Linked DNA regions of Mus musculus: all the other regions are linked to region 1. Evidence: chromatin contacts called from ENCODE Hi-C or POLR2A ChIA-PET data. All regions are on one chromosome and are shown on one strand. The core of a region is the stretch at or near the end of the contact, and the rest is flanking DNA. Distances in the headings are between cores, read along the strand shown.

Region 1 (4,584 bases), core at 576-3,075:
AAAGCCTTCAATAAACCTGCGATCTTGCCTGATTTGTCTTTAGATAGTGTCAGTCTCCTTCCCTTGCTGACTCTACACCTCTTTGGGACCTGAACCCTGCTGAAGCTGGACTCTGGCACATTTACTTTATGACCAACTGGCTCAGCTGGTAAAGCACAACTGCTCTTGCAGAGGTACCAGGTTTGTTTCCCAGCGGTCCTGCTATGTCAGACGGCTCACAACCTGCTTAGTCTAGCTCCAAACTCACCTGCAGCTACTCCAAACTCAAATGGACATCTCACACTCACACACACACTTCAGAAAAGGAGACCTACTGTGAGTTCCAGCCCAGCATGGGCTACAAAATTGAAGATTAAAAATCCCAAAGAGTGTTCATACTCTATTGACAGAATGAAATAAATGCAAGGAAAAAAAAAAACTAAGATGGAGTTAAGAACTTCCCATGATTATATCACCTTTTCTTGCATATGCAACAACTAAGCAGCAGGGTGGTGGCACTTCATAGTACTAATCAAGAACTAAACTTGCCAAATGTTAAAAGCTGCTTTCACTACGTTTTAAAAGATTCTGTTTTTTAAAGAAATGTACAAATACTGTAACTTACCATGAAAACATACACCTCAATTTTAGCTAAAGAACCTTACTTGTAGAAAACTAAAACAAATTGATTACTTAGGCAGCAAACAGTAATAAATTGCTAAGAAATCCTTAGGAGAAGGGAATGATATGCACACTCCAGTAATCCCAGCCAGCACTGGGAAGCTAGGCAGGGGGACCCTAGGATATGAAGGCCAGCATAATACTGTCTCAAAAACAAACCCAACAGAAAAATAGAGGGGAAGGGAATTATCAGTAGACCCGGCTTACAGCCCAACCGTTGATTAATGTCAACGTCTACCACCTCTGTCTACTAATACATACATTATGACTCGGGGCATTAAAGATTAATAATGTTGGCCATTAGGCATACAGTGAGAGAACATATTTTAAAAGCCAATAAAGATGGCAAAAGCAAGCAAACACTTACCAGTGACTCTTGACTGAATCTTAGTAGTCAAAAAAGCAATCTGAAACGTCCACTCAAAGATAAGTTGCAACCTACCCCGCCCAGACCACACTTCAGAAACCTATCTATCATTCAAAGCCCACGCCAAGATTTCCACTTTACAAGTACGGAGAAGCCAAGTGGCCAGGGCTGCTTGGAAGTTCAAGGAGAAGCAAGTGGGGGAGGCAGGCGGGGAGGCAGGCCGGGGGTGGGGGTGGGGAGCCGGGGAGAACCGCCGGCCGTGGACTTTACATTACCTCTTCTAACATCTTCCGCTCTTTCTCAAGTCCCGCAGCCTCGAGCTGTTCCTCCTCCTCCAGCATGGCTGGAGTAATCACCGCAGGCTCCGTTTGTTCGGCCATCTCTGGAGCCAAGGACCCTAAGGGAGCACGGCGGGGGCTTTCAGAACGGGATTCAAGTTACAACCCCCGAGTTCCAACTTCGGGAAGCCACGGCCTTCCCCCTCCCTGGCCGTCTGCATCGCCGGCCAAAGCCACGGACAGCGTCTGGGTGGCAAAGCCGGTCGGCCGGGACCCAGCTCGTGAGGAGACCTGTAAGGGAGACGTGGGGGAACGCTTCCGTGCCACCAAGCAGACCAGGTCGCCGCCGGCGGCTCCTCACGCCTTTTCCCCTCCTCAGCCCGGACCCCGGCGAGCTCCCTCCCCGGGGTGCAGCCTTCACGCCGCCGGCTCACCGCTGCTGCTCGCGGGCGGCTCCGCAGGCACGGCTGGACACCGGCCGGGGACCCAGTCGCCTCAAACGCCGCGAGCTAAATCCTCACACCCCGCCGGCTCGCTCGCCCCGCGGCGCAAGAAATTCGCGCGCTTCTCTTTCGCGGGAAAACCCGGTGGTCTCGCGAGACTTCGGGCTCCCCGCCCGCTGCAGACCTCGGCTCACGAGATTTGGACGCGCTTGGCTTTGCTTTCCGCCTCTCCCCAGGAGGGATGCGTTAAGCCTTTACCTGGACCCAGGCAAAGGGGGTGTAGCTAGCTCCAGCCTTGAATGTCGCCCGTGGTCACAGAGGCGCCGCAGACCGTAGTGGCCCCGATCGCCCCTTTCTTATTTAATGATGGTCCCGAGTTGTTCGGCGGGTGCAAGACCTCTTCACACACTGGATTGTTTGAACGCCCCCAATACCTGTCCTTTCGGTAGGTGAAGGTCGATGTTAGGGTGTCAAAAACGGCCAAGCTCGCTGGACCCTGACCAGTTGTAGTTCGCGGTTTTTCGTAAACTTCCTTTCCAAATAACTCTGAGGAGTGGTTTGTGAGTAAGAAGAAAGATGAGAAATTAAGATTATAGCTAGTTCAGGGGGGAAAAAGTATTTAGGATAAAATAGCGAGTGATAAACTGACTGAGAGGAACGGAGGAGAGAACAAGGTCTGTAGGTGTAGCGGAGTTGGTGTAATGCCTGCCCACAGGGAAAGGCTCCCTTGTCATCTCGCGCAGTGGAGGTCCAGGCACAGGATTAGGACTTTTGGAAGGTCAGTGATCCTTGGTTTACAGACACCCTGGAGCCCTGGAGTACATGAATCTTTAAAAAAAAAAAAAAATTTTTTTTTTTTCAGAAAACAAATAGACCGCTAATAAGAGTGGGTGCTGAAGGGTTTTTCTCGTGGCCGTTTTGCTTAGGTTTCAATTCCTTTTCTGCAATGCTTTACGCACGGAGAAGAAAAGTCCTGCAAATTGTCCGTTAATCTCTATGAGTACCAAGTCGCATTTGTAAGCCTACCCACACACCTCTAAATATGCACACTAAATAAAAATGTAAAGAAAAATTTAAGAGAAAAAGACATGGCTTTACCATAACCACCTTCGGGGGGATCCTCTATTTTAAAAAATAAGATTTTATTTGCGACAGGGTCTCACTATGCTGCGCTCCTCCCCCCCTGGTCTAGAACTTGCTATGTAGATTATGCCACCCTTGAACTCATAGAGCCCCACCTGCCTCTGCCTCCCACGTGCCAATGTATGCAACCATGCCTTGATGGTCGGCTTCCCTTCTAGGTCTTTAGGAAGAGCAGGTTGATTTGTCCAGAACAAGAGTTGGAGCACAGTGCAAATTCATTTGGTTCTCACAGAACAGACATCTGCTACATTGCTACATTAATTTCCTGACTCATCTTGGCTGCTGTGTAGACTAAATACTAGCAATGGCTAAGAAAAGCACCAGCTCTCTGCTTTCAAGGCCTCTGTGTAAATGCCTCCAGAACAACAGAAAATATACAGCAATGAACCAGAACTTCTAAATCCTTATGCATAGGTCTCTTAAACTCCAGAACCGGAAACAGAATAGAGTAATGGGAGAACTGGCAGATCTTTAAGACTAGGTAATTGGATACCTGGGGGTTGAGGAAAATGACAAGCAAAGAAATGTCAAAAAGCCAATCAGCCCAGGGTAAGAGTAACCTAGGCAGAAACTACAGCCACTGGAAGCACTTACGGCTCCTGCACACCACCTGAGTTTGGTTCCGAGCATGTGCATGTGCCTGTGCCTATAACTCCATCTCTGAGCCGGGCGGTGGTGGCGCTCAACTTTAATCCCAGCACTTGGGAGGCAGAGGCAGGCAGATTTCTGAGTTCGAGGCCAGCCTGGTCTACAGAGTGAGTTCCAGGACAGCCAGGGCTACACAGAGAAATCCTGTCTCGAAAACCCAAAAAAAAAAAAAAAAAAAAATTCAAATCTAGTATATGAATTACCATTTTCACTGCCTTATTTTCTCTTCCGGATAGAAATCCCGGAAGCCTACCTCCAGGAATCTAGGATTAACATTCCGTTCTCCAGGGTTCCTAAATGTCCACTGAAGTCTTTCATTATTATTTAAATCTCTACTGGAAGAGGAGGCCAGCAGTAGCTGGGGGAGGAAGTGGAAGAATTAACTTTTGGGCAACATCAGTTCTCCCCTTTATTTCTTTTTTTCTTTTTTTTTTTCTAAGCTCCTTCTACCATGTTGGCCTCCAACTCAGAAATCCGCCTGCCTCTGCCTCCCACGCCCGGCTCCCCCCTCTGTATCTCATTTTAGAATGACTTACACTTAGCCAGGCTTTGTGGCACACACCTTTGATTCTGGTGCTCTAGAGGCTAAGGCAAGTGGATCGCCGCAAGTGTTCGAAGCCGACCTGGTCTACTAGTTCCAGGACACCCAGGAATGCTTAGTGAAACTGTCTCTAAGAAGCAGAACAACAGTAAAAGGAACTATTTACATTACACTTAACTAGGCTGGGTGGTACAGACCAGTAGTTACAGCACTCAGAGGAACCTGAGGTAAGAGCACTGCTATACATTTGAGGTTAGCCTGGGCCACAAAGCATTTTTCAAATCCGTCTAAGGTACAAAGTGGTTCATACCTGAAACCCCAACTTCCTGGAACCAGAGACAGGAGGACCCCTGTAAACCTTGAGGCCAGCCTGGTTAACATGAAGGAGTTCAGGGCCAGAAAAGGCTCAGTAAGTGTTACTGGCAGTTAGAGTCTGGCCTAGCTGCTGCCAGCGTTTTGACCTTTTACTCACAGAACTGAAATAAACCTTGTAATGTAGCAAGG
Region 2 (4,584 bases), core at 1,028-3,527, 110 kb after region 1:
TTCAGTACTGTTTGGCATAGCCCATTGATCCCTGCTAACCTGTATTCAGAAAAGTTTAGAGTAAGCCAAGAAGACAAGCAAGCATAAATTAGGCTTAAGAGCTGGTTAGCTAAATTGATGATAAACTGCAGTGCACAGGATCAAGAAGCCAATTGCACTAAGTCAGCAGGGATCATGAAAGCTTCCACTTTCAAACTTGCTTTCAAACAAAAAGCTGTTGGATTTCAAGACAGGAGACTGTGTGTGGCAACAAGCTGTTTTAACATGACCCAAAGATTTGACTTGATTATAAATTTAAGTATAAAATGGGCAAAGAATAAGATGAAGTTCCTTTTTATTAAAAACAACAAAAACCTAGCATAGGGGGCTGGAGAAATAGCTCAGTGGTCTAGAGCAGAGACATAGGGTTCAATTCCCAGAAGCCATTTGGTTGCTCACGACCATCCCTAACTCCAGTTCTAAGGGATTTGACACCCTCTCCTGACCTGTACCAGGCGAACGTGGTGCACATGCATACAAGTAGGCAAACACTCATACATAAAAGGCTAGCGCAGGGTTGGTTATGACAGAGGAGAGGAAGTGGAAACACAATGATGATTTTTCCTTGGAAAGAGAAAGTCACAACAAGAATTAAAAGGAGAAAACATCACTAGAAAAAAATAGTGAAAAGCTCTACGGGGATAGGCTAACTGGGAAGGAAATGTTAGGGAAAGGCAGAGGGCAAGATGATTGACCAAAGAGCAAGAAACATGGGGTTAGTTTTGAATAGAAATGGGGATACCTCATCCTTGGAACAACCAGATGCAAGCTGAAGAAGTGGGAGTAACTGTTGATATGTTTGGGAAGGAATTCAGCCACAGGCTTGGTAAGAAAGAGCACAGGCTGATGTTTCCAATTAGTGTGATGAAGTAATCTAACAGTGAGACAGGCTCTGCTGTTTCCAAGACAGGGTGTGGAAGGAGAGAGAACAGGGAGAAAGTTAGAAGGGAGGTGGAAAGACGATGCCAGATAGAAGGCATTTTTCTCTGAGGTGAAAAGCAGAAAGGACTAGTCTTTGTAAGATTACCACTGTTCATGATCTCAGTGGCCCCTGGGTTTCTTCTGGCTTATCTCACCAGCTCAGAACTGTGAGGCCAACAATGTCAGGGCTGTGCTCAAGAACGATATACTTAACCCTGGGCATGGTGACTCTATAATTAGTACTTGGGAAACTGAGACAGGAGCATATTGAGTTGAGGGTCAGTCAAATAACAACGGCGTCTCTTTTTCTTTTTCTTTCTTCCTTTCTTTCTTTCTTTCTTTCTTTTTTTTTTTAAAAAACCTTTAATAGCCTCAAGTTCATCTTTGTGATTAACTTTTTATTTTTATTGTTTTTTATAATTTATTATTTTGTTTGTATATATGTGTGGGTGAGTGCCTGCCTGAGGAGGTCAGAAGAGGTCCTCAGAGATGGATGTGCTGGGAATAGAATCCGGGACTTTCTGGAGGAGCAGCAAGCACTCTTAAACACTGAACCACTTCTCCTGCCCAGTGTTTTATTCTGTTTTTTAATTTAGGAAAAGGTCTTTGGGAGACAAGTACTTAAAATACACATTCTTGCGATGCTTAAATCTTCCTGGAAGAGTTAACGATTCAGTCAGATAGTATCTTTACCAAAAAGGTAACAGAATCCTAATTCTGCAAGTCTCACCAATATAGTACTTTATCATATAATGGTTAAACCCAAAGAAAAAACGATTCCACAGTAAAACCATAGACTTTTTCTCTAGACAGGGACTACACTGGGTAGACTAGGCTCTGTAGACCGGGCCTCGAACTCACAGTGATCCACCTGCCTCTACCTCCCAGTGCTGGGATTAAAGACGTGCTCCACCACGCCTAAACTTAAGTGTGGACTTTCGGTTGGTGGAAGGTGGTGAGAGATCTTTCATCATTCGGTTCAAAGCCCCAGTGCCTGTGGAGGGATGGCTTCCAATAAAGAAGCTGCGGTTGCCCTCTAGAAGATCCAGAAGACGAAGTACCCGCAACAGGCGGAGCCACAAGACGCCGGCGATCAAAACCGCCAAGCCCTCGTCTTTTGTCTTCTCCAGGACTGAAAAGGAATCCGGGCGGGAACCTGCTTGAGTCCTTCAGCTGGGACGCCCACTCGCCCACTCTTCAGCCTCAGCGATTCTCACAAGGGTCAGTCCGTGAGAGACTGAGCCCGGGACCAGAGCCACCAGGGGGCGCACGCACCGCCGCCCGAAGAGGAAGTCCCGCCTCCCGTTTCCGGCGGCAGAAAGGGGGAGAGGCTGAAAGCGTCTTCCGGTTTGGGAAAGGTTGCGCTCAGTGCACGTGTGTCTTTTCCACCCGGCTCCTGCGTGTTCCTCTGTCCGAGTGATCTTGTCTGTGGTACTCCTCGCAGGCCTAAGGATGAAGGCGGTAAGTGCTGTCCGAACCCCGGCCCCCGGGAGTTGTGGCTGCTTGGGTTGACAGGGTCTCCCTCTGCCTGGCTTATCTTTCCCTTAGGTTTTGAGTCTGGTATAGGGGGCGGTGGCCTAACTTGGTGCTCCCTAGCCGATCTATGCTCCATCCACTTTGGGTCATTACTGGGGCTTTTGCTTCCTCGCCCACTACGCCCAAGCACGACCTCAGGCTGCAGATGCGAGGCCAGCACCGGGCCCTGCCACCGAATGGTGTCAGACTGAAGGGTTTTCCAAACTGTCTCTCGAATCTTATACACACGAGAAGCAAGTCTAAAGTTCCTTGAACCTGTTTTGTGAGACACTGAACCCGAAGAGAGCCTGTTTCCTCCTTAAAGTGTAAGGTGATAGGAAGGCTGGTGATTTTTCCCAGATGGAGAGGGAATTTAGAAGTAGCCTTGGGATTTGGATTACAAAGCACTTACCAGCGAGAGCGCTGGAATAACTTCTGTAACCTTCGCTTCTTTATGAATGACGTGAGGATTATTATTATTTAGGGTGTTGGGAAGTGTGAGTGCTTTGTAAATAATAAACCGACAAATGAATGTCAGTTGCTAAAGGCATCCATTATTTTGCTCTGAATGTGTTGCCGTACCAGTGTTAGACTAGCCTTGAATGACCGTTTGCCACAGAGAAGAGATTCATAATGTTTTGCTTTCAGATTGCACACGTGAGAGACTAGATTCAGATCACAGGGAAATCCCGTGTGGAGCAACTGATGCTCTAGTGCCATTCTGTAGGATTGCTTACTGCCGTGCATTGGTTTTTAGTTCTTACACAGGACCCGTGGTTGTGAGACAGTTTTGAAATTTGCTTTATTTAATCTATAAAGAGTTTTCCTTCACCTGATTTTAAAAATAATCAGAATTTCTTAGTTGTAGTGTCTCTTCTGTTGTTGTTTTCTAGAGAAGAAATAAAAAGCAGGTCCCAAGCTTTCGCAAGTTGATAAAAACTAGTAAAGTGAAACTTGAAAACAAATTGAAAAATAAGCAATTTAAACAACAAAGTACCATCAAGAAGTACCGAAAAGAGCAGAGGAAACTAAGGCAAGCTGTAAAAGATGCTGTGTCTAAAAAACCCATTCCGCTGGAGGACCCAAAGAGCAAACGGCCAGGTAACGAAAGTGTTCACTTACGCTGGAATGTTCTCCATGGAAGTGACTTGTTTTCTAGTGTCCACTTGTCCTGTGTTCAGATCCTTGTAGGTCTAGGTAAGGTCTTTTATGCTTTACCACAGTAAGTATGAGAAAACAATGCAAGACCATATGCCCTGTGAGAAAACTAGCTTCTCCTTTTCGTTGGCATAGACAGCAGATCTGAAAATGTACTTGGGGGATGCTCAGAGCAGCTGTGTAAATTTCGGGACACGCATCAGGGCTGCCGGCTTCCCATCCACTGAGAGTTAGCCGTGGTTAGCCTGCTTGGTTTTGCTCCATTCTTCACCATGCTGCCAGTAGGTATTTCCTTTTCTAAACTTGTGGTTTTCTTTCTCCTTGTACACTTGGGGTGAAGTTCAGCTGTAATAGTCTCGGTTGTTTTGTAGAACCATCTAAGGACCCCAGCTCCTCAAAACAGAAAAATATGATCATTTTAAAGTCAGGACAGTTCTCTAGCTGATGTAACTGTTCATTGTTCTATAGCCATCTCTCCTTCTCTTAACCTCCATGCAGTCTGACCCAAATGCAGCATTATCGTGATGGGTAGTGATCATTTGATTGGGAATCAGGAATAAAAAAATCTTCTCTTGGTTTTTGTTGCTAGCTATGTAGTCTTGGTTGGTCACTCAATCTCCAATCAAGGAACAATGAGTTAGCTGGTTAGATACTTTCAGAGATCTCTTCTAAGTTTTACAATCTGAAAGGTGTAATATGCTAATAGCTCCTTAATAAAAGAAAAGCAAAAGATTTCTTTATTTTTGCAACTTAGAATCTAAGTGAAGTTGCCAGAGAGGGAGGAATATAAGAAAAAGGCAGGTGCAAACGCTGTTGAATTTGATATGAAAATATTGAAGGACTTTTTTCTACTAAAGTGGGAGGCCAGGTCCTTGGATGACGGAGAAACGAGGCAGGTGAGGGAGTTAGAAGTGTGACGACAGAGAAAAAGGGGATTCAGTGGAAGAGGAA
Region 3 (4,584 bases), core at 1,154-3,653, 94 kb after region 1:
TGCAAAGTCCAGCATCATAATATAACTTTCAAGAATGTTAAATCACAGATAAAACATCACTAAAAATTAAAGTTACCCCAGCAATGTAGAGGGGCTGAGGAAAATCCCAACTGAGGTAGGGTAGGAGGGGGTTTGAAGGCCAGCTTCAACTACATAGCAGGCCCTTCTTGATGGGATATGAGGGAGAATGAAGTCTCTCCAGGTAATTACAGTGTTCCAGCAATCCATACCCATAAAATACATGCTCCCAAACATAAAAACTCACATAAAAGTGAGTCAAACCTCACCCCCAACACACACACACACACACACACAGAGAGAGAGAGAGAGAGAGAGAGAGAGAGAGAGAGAGAGAGAGAGAGAAGAGAGAGAGAGAGGAGAGACCACATGATGTTGCTGAGGATGTAACTCCATAGGTAGGCTACTTGCCTTGTGTCCCTGAGTTCAATTAACAATGGGGGTTGGGGGTTGGGGGTAGGGAAGTTCATGAAGAGAGATAAAGCCTATCTGAGATAAGTAGAAGAGGATTTCCTAATTTCCTAGAGAGCTATAGTAATCTGAGCTAAAAGACTGGGATCTTATTCTAAGCACTAAACTGCCAGTTTCGTTCTGTTTCGCTTTGTTTAGAAACAAGATCGTGCTATGTAACCCTGGCTGGTCTGCTAGTAGATCTACTAATAGCTGTGTAGTCCAGGCTGCCCCTGAACTCATGGCAATCTTCCTGCCTCATCCTTCTATAGGAGTACCGGCATTAAAAGTGTGTACTCCCGACAAGGAATGAGCTTTAGTAAAAGCAACGGAAACAAATACTATGAAAAAAATATCATTTCTGAGCCCAGCATGGCGGCATATGCCTTTAATGTCAGCACTTGGGAAACAGAAACAAGCGGATCTCTGTGAGTTCGAGATCAGCCGACAAAAATCAAAAAAGAAAAAGAAAAAAAAAATCATTTCTGAATTTAAGAATCCCCAAACTAAGCCCGCAAAATAGCAAAGACATTTTCCACTAGACTTGACTTGAGTTGAATCCCCCCTATCCAGAGAATGGGAGAGGAAGAGCCCAAAGATTGTTTGATCTCCACGCAAGGATACATGTGCGCACACACATTAACACAAAATAAGTGTGCAGTTAAATTATTTTTTTTTTTAAAAAAAAACCTCGAATCCCCAAACTAATGGAACGGGCTTAGACTCCAAGCAAATAAACTTCACAGACTTCTACACCACACACTGCCGCCCGCCCAGTCCAAATCCTAGTAATACAATTACAAAAAAATAATAGGGCAGTGGTTATCTGATGTTCCAGATGAAGAAACTGAATGTGTAGTATTGGGAGGCTGGTCAGACCTGGAAGCACAACGCTTCCTGGGGACGGAGTAACACCAATCCTGGCTCCAGGCCCGGAGCTCACAAAGCCATCCGGTCCCCCTACCCTAGCGACAGATCAAAGCTGAGTCCCGACGTTCCTGTTCCGTACGCTGGAAGGCAGCCCGTTCCCGGCCCCGCCCAAGCCCCTCGCGCGGCCAGTGTGATACCTGGCGAAGAAATCCGCGAAGCCACCGCTCCGTCGAGCCCGAGCCGTGGTGCCCCCGGGACCCTGCTCTGCCGCTGGCAAGGGTGCGGACGGCCCCGCTGAGGGCAGGAGGTCGCCGGCGCTCTGACGGCGGCTCACCTCGAACGTGTTCCGAGAGCCGAAGCGGGCGTCGGGGAGGCCGAGGCTGGGCTCCGCGCTCTCGACGGCCCTCCCGGCAGGGGTGGCGGCTGCGGGGTCCGGGTCGTCCGTGTCCCCGGCCGCCAGGCAGCAGCTCCGCAGCGGGTCCTCGAGCGGCGCGGCCCAGTCGTCCAGGCCACCCGCACCGTCCACGCCCTCGTCCGCGGGCTCCAGCAGGCAGGGACGGCCGCAGGTTCGGCGGCGACGTGCCTCCTCTGGGCCGCGACGGTCCTGGCGCAGCAAAAAGCCCGAGTCTCCGTTGGTCATGCCTGAGCCGCGCGCCGCGGGGACTGCTGCCGCCGCCGCCTCCTCCGCCTCCGCCTCCGCCCCGCCGAGCCCGGGCTTCAGCGGGCCCGCGGCCGCCGCGAGGTACCGCTGCAGGAGCTGCCGCGGCGGCGGCGCCTCCTCCTCTCCAGCCTCCTCCGGCGGCTCCGCGGCGACAGCGCCTCCGCTAAAGCCGCTGGTGGCCGGGACGGTCTTCCCGTCCTGACCCATGGGCCCCGGGACTGGGAGCAGCTCGGCGTTCCTTCCCGAGCAGGCTCCGGCATCCTCGGGACCCATCATCTGAGGCGGCGGAGGAGGACTGCCCTGCGTGCAGGGTTCGCGGCCACGGCCGCCGCGACGTCCCCGGACCCACCCCTCCCACCCGGCGGCCGGGGCAGTTGCCGGAGGCCGGGCACGCGCTGGGATCGCGCACGCGCACCAGCGGGGCCGGGCCTGCCCGCGACCCGGCGCGTCCCCGAACCATAGAGACGGCAGCTAGAGCGACCCGGGAGGACAATCTGAGATCCTCCACCCGGGTGACAGTGCTTAGCCTAAGGGAGGGCAAGGCTCACTTCGCATAAACCATATCACTTGACGGCGATTTGTTTGTGAGAGGAAACTAAGGAAGTTAGTTTAAGTGCTCCTGTCTTGACAGTTTTTACCTTCTCTAACAGCAGTGAAGAACTCCTGGAACCGTTCAGGGCTTCGTTGTCCACATGACAGCCCCTTACCTATCTTTTCCACTTAGTCTTCCATGTTTACCAAAGTCTGATCTCCTAACACTTTTTAACACGTTGGTTGTTGGTTGTCGTGTCACCTGGGTACGGAAATGAAATGGAGCCAGGGCGAGAAGGACTGTTTGGCTCAGTGGTTAAGATTGCCGACTGCTCTTTCAAAGGTCCTGAGTTCAAATCCCAGCAACCACATGCTGGCTCACAACCATCTGTAACGAAATCTGATGCTCTCTTCTAGAGTGTCTGAAGACAGCTACAGTGTACTTACATATAATAAATAAATATTAAAAAAAATAACTGCAGCAACCTGTGGTAATGGATTAAGATATAATGACCGTTTAGTGGAAATAAAATGTATTTAATGTGTGAATCGCAAGACATAATAACTAGCCACAGGAGTGATAGGAGAGCAGCCAGGAATAACAAGGCTATGAGATTGCTGTGGTGTGAAGAAACAGGAAACTGGATTGGGGAAAGACATTGGAATTAACTAACATAGTGAGAGTTATAAACTTGGGTTAAAGTTCTGGTTTGGTCGAAGGGGCCATTTATGTAAGCCACAAAGGGGGTCGGGGGATATCAAGTGACTCTACCTCCATAGAAGAATGAGCATAGGGCAGAGACCCAATAGTGTTGGTATTTCAGAAGAGATGAAGTTGTTGTAAAAGGCCCAAATAGACATTGTTGTAGTAGGATAATGCAGTAACTAGAGACCATTCATTCTACAAATGCCTCTGAAAGCAAGTATAGAAATAGAATGGAATACTTAGCAAAACAAAGCAGTAAAAGCGTTTATTATCAAGATCTTTTGAAAGGTGGAAGATAGCTCAGTTGGTCACGTTGTCATGCAAGCATGAGGACCTTTCCTGTATCGCAGCACTCACATAAAAAGCCACTTTGTAGAATGCCCTTGTACAGCTAACATTGGAGAGGCAGTCCCTGGGATGCTCTGGTAACCGGCCTGGCTAAGGCAGCTGGCCTTAGATCTTATTAAGAGGTCATGTCTCAGACAATAAGATGGGCAGTCCCAAAGGAGTAACAGCTGAGTTGAACTCTCTCCTCCCTAAATATGAGTGTATACTTACCTCATACATAGGAACACACACACCTGAACATACATACACAAAACATCTTTCAAAAGGAAAAACCAAAGAATGTGTATAAACCAGAAAGAGAGAGAGAGAGAGAGAGAGAGAGAGAGTAGATAGATCCTGTATTAGTTACAGGGACAGTACCCAGAATACATACAGAAATAAGCCAGTGTGGTAGAAAGCATCTGTAATTACAGAACTCTCTAGGGTGAAGCAAAAGAGAATCTCAAGTTCAAGACCAGCCTGGGCTACATAGCAAATCTGAGGATAGCATGAGCTACACAGCAAACTTTTATCTCAAGAAAAAAATTGTAATTCAATATTTTAAAAGACAACTTGACTAGGTGGTGGTAGTGCACGACTTTAATGTCAGCACTCAGGTGATATAGGCAGGTTTCTGATTTCAAGGCCAGCCTCATTTACACAATGAGTTCCAGGACAGCCAGGGCTACACAGAGAGACCCTGTCTCAAAAAACTAAAAACATCAGTTAATCAATCAATCAATCAAAAGACAAGGAGGCCAAGATAGGAGGCTTGGTTTTAACACATAGTGACTTCCAGTGAGTCATTCTGCTCAAAAACAGGGAAGGGAGAGTGTAAAAATTTCAATATATGTGTTTTTCTCGAGATGATATGTTAAATGGAATATCAATAAGCATATAAGTTATTTGGGAGTAACAAATCAAAACTATGAGATAGCACTTTTCACTCACTAATAAAAAAAAGAGAAAGGAAGGGAGGGAGATAGGAAGGGGGTGACAAATGTGTCAATTCCAGCACTCT

The links. A loop is a pair of places that touch in the nucleus more often than their neighbours do. ChIA-PET counts read pairs that join two places held with the same protein, here RNA polymerase II (POLR2A).
Region 2: a loop to region 1 is called in a map of T-helper 17 cell, with 2.8 times the contacts of the local background. The contact joins the promoter of Noc3l here to the promoter of Hells in region 1. A Hi-C loop is called at or near these places in 6 of 37 maps with a recorded cell type or tissue (T-helper 1 cell, T-helper 17 cell, T-helper 2 cell and 2 more). POLR2A ChIA-PET finds 5 or more read pairs at or near these places in 1 of 5 experiments (embryonic stem cell).
Region 3: POLR2A ChIA-PET joins it to region 1 with 16 read pairs in Patski. The contact joins the promoter of Tbc1d12 here to the promoter of Hells in region 1. A Hi-C loop is called at or near these places in 4 of 37 maps with a recorded cell type or tissue (heart and v-Abl transformed pro-B cells). POLR2A ChIA-PET finds 5 or more read pairs at or near these places in 3 of 5 experiments (Patski and embryonic stem cell).

The regions. Positions count from the first base shown.
Region 1 is chr19:38,928,231-38,932,814 of GRCm38, reverse strand. Hells (helicase, lymphoid specific) reads right to left here and starts at 1,825. Exons shown (of 22, transcript NM_008234.3): 1 at 1,740-1,825; 2 at 1,303-1,424. The coding sequence starts at 1,407.
Region 2 is chr19:38,816,930-38,821,513 of GRCm38, reverse strand. Noc3l (NOC3 like DNA replication regulator) reads left to right here and starts at 2,277. Exons shown (of 21, transcript NM_021315.2): 1 at 2,277-2,421; 2 at 3,369-3,576. The coding sequence starts at 2,413.
Region 3 is chr19:38,834,398-38,838,981 of GRCm38, reverse strand. Tbc1d12 (TBC1D12: TBC1 domain family, member 12) reads right to left here and starts at 2,403. Exons shown (of 13, transcript NM_145952.4): 1 at 1,536-2,403. The coding sequence starts at 2,275.